Linked DNA regions of Homo sapiens: region 2 is linked to region 1. The links are chromatin contacts, found by Hi-C or POLR2A ChIA-PET in ENCODE. All regions are on one chromosome and are shown on one strand. The core of a region is the stretch at or near the end of the contact, and the rest is flanking DNA. Distances in the headings are between cores, read along the strand shown. Region 1 overlaps GPCPD1 (glycerophosphocholine phosphodiesterase 1). Region 2 overlaps SHLD1 (shieldin complex subunit 1).

Region 1 (3,359 bases), core at 595-3,094:
TCAAAAGTTATATTTCTCAAAAGTATACATTCCTTTCTAAAAGATAGAAACAAAATCATCCCACTTCTCATAATAAAATATATTTAACTGCAAGATGCTTTAAAATACAATTTTTTAAAACATTCAATACCTAGTAAGTTCCAACCTCAGTATGGGAATATTATAATTTTAAGTATACTCTCATAAAAATCCTAAATACACTATCAAAAATGTATTAAAACATACAAAAAGAAAATCCAATAAAGAGGATGGAATGAGATACTGTTTAAATGAGATGTGTCCTTACTCCAGGATAAAGCAGAAACTCCCACTGCTTTCTAATTTAAACCAGAAAACTGGCATCCAGTTATCTTTCAATTTTAACTTTACCTAGAAACTAAAAGATACATTTCTCAGCACTGAGTCAATTTACAGATGAATACATGTGGGTAATTTAATGTATGTGAAGTGAACTTCAAATTCGATTTTCAATATGGACTAAGAAATTCAAAAATACTTGTATGAAGAGAAATGCCATATTTAAGCATAAGAAAAGTTAATGTGTTTAAAAGAAAACAACTTACAAAAAAAAAAAGACAAAAAAAAAAAAGAAAACTTTCCAAGTAGCAATTCTAGCATAGCCAATAGGGAATTTAAGAAATTTGAATTCATTCATACAAGTTTATTCAAGTATTTACCAATTTCTCTTAAAAAAATTAAGAAGAAAAGAAAAAATAGAATAACTTACTCTATTAATATTCAAAGTTAAAAATTTAAGAATCTTTGTTTTGGATTAATTTTTTCTTCAAATGTTCGTTAAGCCTGAGCAAGTAAACAAATAGAGCTATGGATGCTCAGTCAAGAAGAATGGTATCTTATAAACTTCCTAACCATTCCAAATGAAAGTGAATATTTCATAATAAACTAATCTAACCCAAGAAAACAAAAATATCTAGGTAAATATTTCTAATAAAGTTTATTTTAAGAGGCAATTAAAAACTGTTGTTTTGAAAGATCCATGAAATGCTCAGTGAAATTTGTAGCACTGACAATGCATTGACCTTAACTTTAGAATAAAAATTTATTAAATCCCACTAAGCCATTGTGCAGCATATTAGTAACTTTATGCATATGCCTCAAACAGATGCAGTTAATGCCCATACCTAAAGGGGTTATTGATCGTGGTTGTAGATGAGTCTCCCACTTGTGAACTATCACTTGACATGGACCACCGATAGTCTGCAATTTAAAAGTTAAACGTCTGCAATAATTTCTTATATCTTATTTTCTACCCATGACTCCATTAGATGTTTGTGGCCTAAATCTTATACTAAATATGAGACCAAAAGATTCATCTTATTATCAATATTATATGCCAAAAGCCTGGAATGTACCAGATCACAAAACAAGATGAAATGCTGGAAGAAAATTAGAGTGAGGCAGTAAACAAAGAAAAATGAGATGAACTGGCACACAGAACTGTCTCAAACCCATTCCTAAATCTGCCTACAATACTCAATTGTTTCAAAGAAATTTTCATTTTTAACTGATATTAATTCTTAAGATAAATATCATATATACTTTCTTTGGTATGTCAGCCATCAATGAGGTATTGCTAGATAAAGTATGTACCTCCTGCTCTATGCATTTAGAAAAAGCCTAAACAAGCCTACAATAGTAAAAATAGTAGGAACAAGTACTCAAGAACAATTATCGCAAGCTACTCAAGGAACTAAAGAACCATAATAAAGTTATTTATTACATATATTTAAGAATACTAAGTGAAAAACAGGAAGATTTCTCATATCATAGGAACCAGTGTTTCTAAAGAACACGGGAAATTCTAGAAGGGACATGTGGCCAGGTAAACTTGAAGAGCAAGTGTGATAAAAGAGGAACTAACATCCGGTTTCATTCTTATGCCTTAGTTTAAAATCTCATACAGTGTGACAATTCCTCATACTGTTTTCCATTATCAAGCTCCCCTACTAAAAAAGAACATAAAGCTATGTGTTGATAACATATGCGGTAGTGAGTAACCATGAAAGATTCCCTGAGTATACCTAAAAGACTAAAATTTAAGTGTTCTAATTTTCCTTTAATTTTTAAAAAGAAACTCACTAGTTATTATGCTGAAATAAAACCCTTAAATACACATTTTGGAAGCACATTTTCAAACTATAATCTTACAAGGTATTTTATTTGTTACATAAATGTAATTAAATACAGAGAAGCAAAAAGAAAATACAAAACTCACCCATATCATACCATTTAGGGATAATCACCATCAAGATTTTCACATATAATCTTTGAGCCCTTTTCTAGGCATTATATTACACATACTCTTTTTTTTTTTTAGACAGAGTCTCACTCTGTCACCCAGGCTAAAGTGCAATGGCACAATCTCGGCTCACTGCACCCTTGCCTCCTGGGTTCAAGTGATTCCCCTGCCTCGGCCTCCTGAGTAGCTGGAATTAAAGGCACGTGCCACCACACCCAGGTAATTTTTGTATTTTTAGTAGAGATGGGGCTTCACCATGTTGGCCAGGCTAGTCTCGAACTCCTAACCTCGTGATCCACCCACCTCAGCCTCCCAATGTGCTGGGATTACAGGTGTGAGCCACTGTGCCCAGCCTATACATACTCTTAAAAAGCCTAGGCATAAAAGCTTCTCTATTATCTTTAGAAGGCATTAATAATGGATTAAAATATTCTCCTACACTTTCTATAGGATTTTAATATTGATTAAATTTGACGATAAGCCAAACAATAACAAATATGTAACAAATTAGGCACATTATTAATTATTAAATGCAATAAATAATCCTGTCACTTAAAATAACCAGGCTAAATTCTTTTCTGAAATCCTCAAACTTCTGAAGTTTAAAAACTAAAATAGCACGATATATTTCTTCAAATCATTACTCCTGGGATACTAAATAAAATTCTCTTTTTCTCTAGCTAAACACTTCCCTGCTATAATAGTTCACCTTAATTGGTAGACTGGGTAGATTTTTTAAAAATGTAATGTGAAATTGCTCTTTTAAAAATATGGTGACTTTCGTATCCATTATACTAAAAAGAAAATCAAATTAATTCTAGATGATGTTTACTATAACATTTTTCCTGAAATATTTTTTAAATGTGTTTTTTAAATATCAAACTTTCTAAACCTCAAAAGTTGCAAATATAGGACAGGCATGGTGGCTCATGCCTATAATCCCAGCGCTTTGGGAGGCCAAGGCAGGTGGATCACTTGAGGTCAGCAGTTTGAGACAAGCCTGGCCAACATAGTGAAACCCCATCTCTACTAAAAATACAAAAATTAGCTAGGTGTGGTGGCACACAACTGTAGTCCCAGCTACATGTGAGGCTGAGGC
Region 2 (3,359 bases), core at 470-2,969, 260 kb after region 1:
GTTTTGCCACTTAGAGGTCAAAAAAATTTAGTCATCCAGAATGACCAGTATAATTAGGTTATTTTTCATTTCTTTTTCTTCTTCATAGCATCCTTCAAATTTGTATTCCTTTTTAGGTTTATGCATTTATATGTGAAATGAAATTTATGGAGAACCTTAGATAACAGAAAATTCTAAAATGTTAATAAGGCAGTAAATGTTATCAGTAATAACTCCATGACTCATAATTTCTGCCTCTGTTTATCTTATGATTGGCATAATTTATTGACTAAAAGTACATTTAACTGCTTTCTTGAAGCTTAAACAGCTTCTTTCTCATGATCTCTTCAAAGAGTGAATATCATGAAAGAGTAGAAATAATTATTTTCCCTTTTTTCCAAAAGAGTGTTTGGAATAGATATCTTTGTCTGTGGGCCAATGGCTGCACACTCAGTAGTGCAATGCAGAGGCTATTAGAGCAGCACGCATGAGCTGAGTTAGGAAGATAAAGTTACTTAAAAAGCAAATGGAAATAGTTGACTATGGAGAAAGAGAACATTGTCTACAAAACATTAATAGCCTTTACAATTTTTATAAAACCAACCTAGAACAACTTTGAAGTTGAATGATTTTGCATAACTGGCTTATTATGGAATGAAACTTTCAGAAACAAAATATAGAGTGGAGATGAACTGTATACTTTTAAGATGATCACGTGTGATTTGAGATCAGAGTCTAGCATTGGAATACTGTTTCAAGGATAGCTGGACTACCTTGGTGAATTAAATAGATGTGTCACTAAAGGAATAGAAAACCTTGAAATTGTATGTAGCTCCTTCCTCTACCTTCAGATAAAATTTCTGTACATCAGCCTAAGTGGTAAGAATATTGTCTATTTCAAGCACTTTTAGAAAATGAGCTTTGGATATAAGGGCAATCTGGGTATGACATTTATTATTTTGGTCGATCTGGCCAGTTAAGAGACTGATGTCTTAACTCCTTCACCATTGCCTGCACGTCCCTAAGTTGGTAATTATTTTCTTGGAACTTTGAAGGTCTTGTTTCATTGCCTTCTTGTTTACAGAACATTGTGATTAATAAATTTGAGGATTTGTGCTTTATCAGTTCTGAGAAATTCCCACCCATTAACTCGTTGTCTCATTGTGCATTGCCTTTCCTTCGTTCTCTCTGTTAGCTCTTTCTGAAATTCCAATTACATGCATGTTGGACCATCTCACTTTGACTTCCATATCTCTTATTTTTTTCTCTATCTCTCTCTCTATGCTAAATTGTAAGTAATATCTTCAACTCTGATTTCTATTTTCTAATTATCTTTCCACTGGACTCTAGTCTTGTTTTACCTATTTGCTGAGGTATAAATACCTATTACTATATTTTTTCTTTTTCTGTAATTTAACATTTTCTCATTGTGCTTTTTGTTTATTTTTCTCATTTACCTGTTCATTTTTTGTAGTCTCTTGTTCCTAACTCAAACTTTCAACTTCCCATTTTATTTCTTTAACATATTAAGCATATTTGCCTTATATCCTGATTGTGTTAACGCCAATATCTGAAGCCACCATGGGCCTTGTTTGCTGGCTCACTTTGCTTACTCCCACTCGGTAAAGGTAGATTTGTTTTTTCCCTGTGCATTTTGAGCTCATGTTCAATGGAACTCTGTGTGGACGGTTTCTTTTGGTGTTTGGTTGAAAGTACATCCCTCTAAGGTTTACGCTTGCTTTCACTAGACATATGAGGGCATGTCAGTCTGGAACCATATTAAAATAAATAGCTGGCTTAGAGGTTTTTAGACCACAAAAATAGTTTCAATTTGAGCACAAACACATGTGAGTTCTGGCTCATGATCAATTGTTTTTTTCTTTTTTTTTTTTCCTTTTATTTTCTTTTATCAGGTTAAATCTTGGGGCAGATATTTCTTTTTTTTCTCTCTCTCTCTACCCAGAGCCAAGGCCAAGACAAGTTTTTGTTTGTTTTGTTTTACTATAACCTTTTACAAGGCGTATTTTGTTCTCTAGTTCACTTTTTCTCTGGTGGCGTAACTTCAGGGCTCTCAGCTTTATGTGGTGATTTCTTGTTAAGCACCCCCACCTTGCCATGGCCCTAGGCTTTGTGTCCTGAACCCTGTGTGGACGTTGAAGCTGACATGCTAGGTCTAGACACCAGCTCAGGGTTTGCAGACCTCTCAGAACTTCTATTCTCATTTTGCTTTTGGTCTGTACAGGCTTTCCTTGCTTTGTTACCAGCTCAGTCAAACATTTTAAAAGATTTTTCAAAAATATTTTATCCAACAGTTTTAGATGTTTGGTAACAGGAAGGATTTTCAGAATATCTTGTCTACCATATTCTTTTGTCAAAAATAAGTAACTATTTCTGTGACCACACTAGAGGTATCCTCGCGAAGGTGGAAATTCAATTCCATGTATTCCTCACTTCTAGCCCTTAATAACTCATGTTAGAAAATTTCCCAACACAAATGCATCCCAAACCCATCTTTCTCTGTCACTTAGCCTCAGTTTTCACTTGTCTTCTGTCTATATTCCTTTTCTGCGTAAGTTGTATCACGCAAATTTTAGATTTTGTGGCTTTTTTCCAGTTTCTTTGAGTTTTCTGTGTTCTCCAATGTTATGTGCTTCAGGAGAGAAGGCTCAAAGCTTTGCTCTCCTTAAATTCAAGTGTAAATGGGAGGCATGGGTGTTGAGAGTGATCTCCTATAACTGATCTCATGGTGTTTCCTTCTTGTCTTGCCCGTTTAATTCAGCGCTGTGATTCTGACTCAGCCAGCAGTCATTCTGTGAACTCTAGATCTTCTCTGCCTATTTTCACAATTTTTTGTTTTATTTTTAATGCTGCCTGTTTCTCTTCTTCAGTGTATTTACTAACTCAAACTTTTCCTGAAGCTCTTTGCTTGATTAATAGCTGTCATCAACTTACAAAAACCACTGCCACCATCAGGCTCTCTGGAGGTTGAGTCATTTCAGTCCCACCCACATCCTGGTGCAGGTCCCCCTTAGAGGGATGTGTTTGGGGATGGCTGGAGGGCTCTACCAGCCTGGGCTTCTGTGTTTGACACTCCCACACACTGAGGCACCTGCTGTTTCTGCCCACACTAGGATCATGTTTACTTTGCAGAGGGTGCACCAGGGACCTCTGTATAATCATAGTCCTCCTGCTGTGAGATGGGTAATGTTCACTATGATTCATCCCTTCAACTCTAATGCCAGGATGGGGCAGTAGCTATTGGTAAGGCTGATGTTCCTTCCAGTTACAGTTACAAATAAATGCTTGTTTGTCTGGAGTTTCCTTTTGATATAATATCTATCACTGTGTAGTAGACATATATATATATATATATATATATA

What was found. A loop is a pair of places that touch in the nucleus more often than their neighbours do. ChIA-PET counts read pairs that join two places held with the same protein, here RNA polymerase II (POLR2A). Pooled maps may share reads with other maps.
Region 2: a pooled map shows a loop between it and region 1 (6-fold over the local background). The contact joins two enhancer-like sites. A Hi-C loop is called at or near these places in 9 of 37 single-sample maps with no recorded cell type and 9 of 50 pooled maps. POLR2A ChIA-PET finds 5 or more read pairs at or near these places in 6 of 52 experiments (A673, H1, T-cell and 3 more).

Annotation. Positions count from the first base shown.
Region 1 is chr20:5,585,052-5,588,410 of GRCh38, forward strand. GPCPD1 (glycerophosphocholine phosphodiesterase 1) reads right to left here. Exons shown (of 20, transcript NM_019593.5): 5 at 1,143-1,218. Among named protein-coding and RNA genes, the nearest start is that of GPCPD1, 24 kb to the right of the region's middle. Within about 2 kb of position 1,845, at least 2 of the 41 ENCODE cell types and tissues checked have a DNase peak (open chromatin) inside an H3K27ac peak, as active enhancers do.
Region 2 is chr20:5,841,437-5,844,795 of GRCh38, forward strand. All of the region lies in intron 2 of SHLD1 (shieldin complex subunit 1), which reads left to right. Among named protein-coding and RNA genes, the nearest start is that of CHGB, 68 kb to the right of the region's middle. RefSeq lists an enhancer at 2,881-2,950. Within about 2 kb of position 1,720, at least 4 of the 41 ENCODE cell types and tissues checked have a DNase peak (open chromatin) inside an H3K27ac peak, as active enhancers do.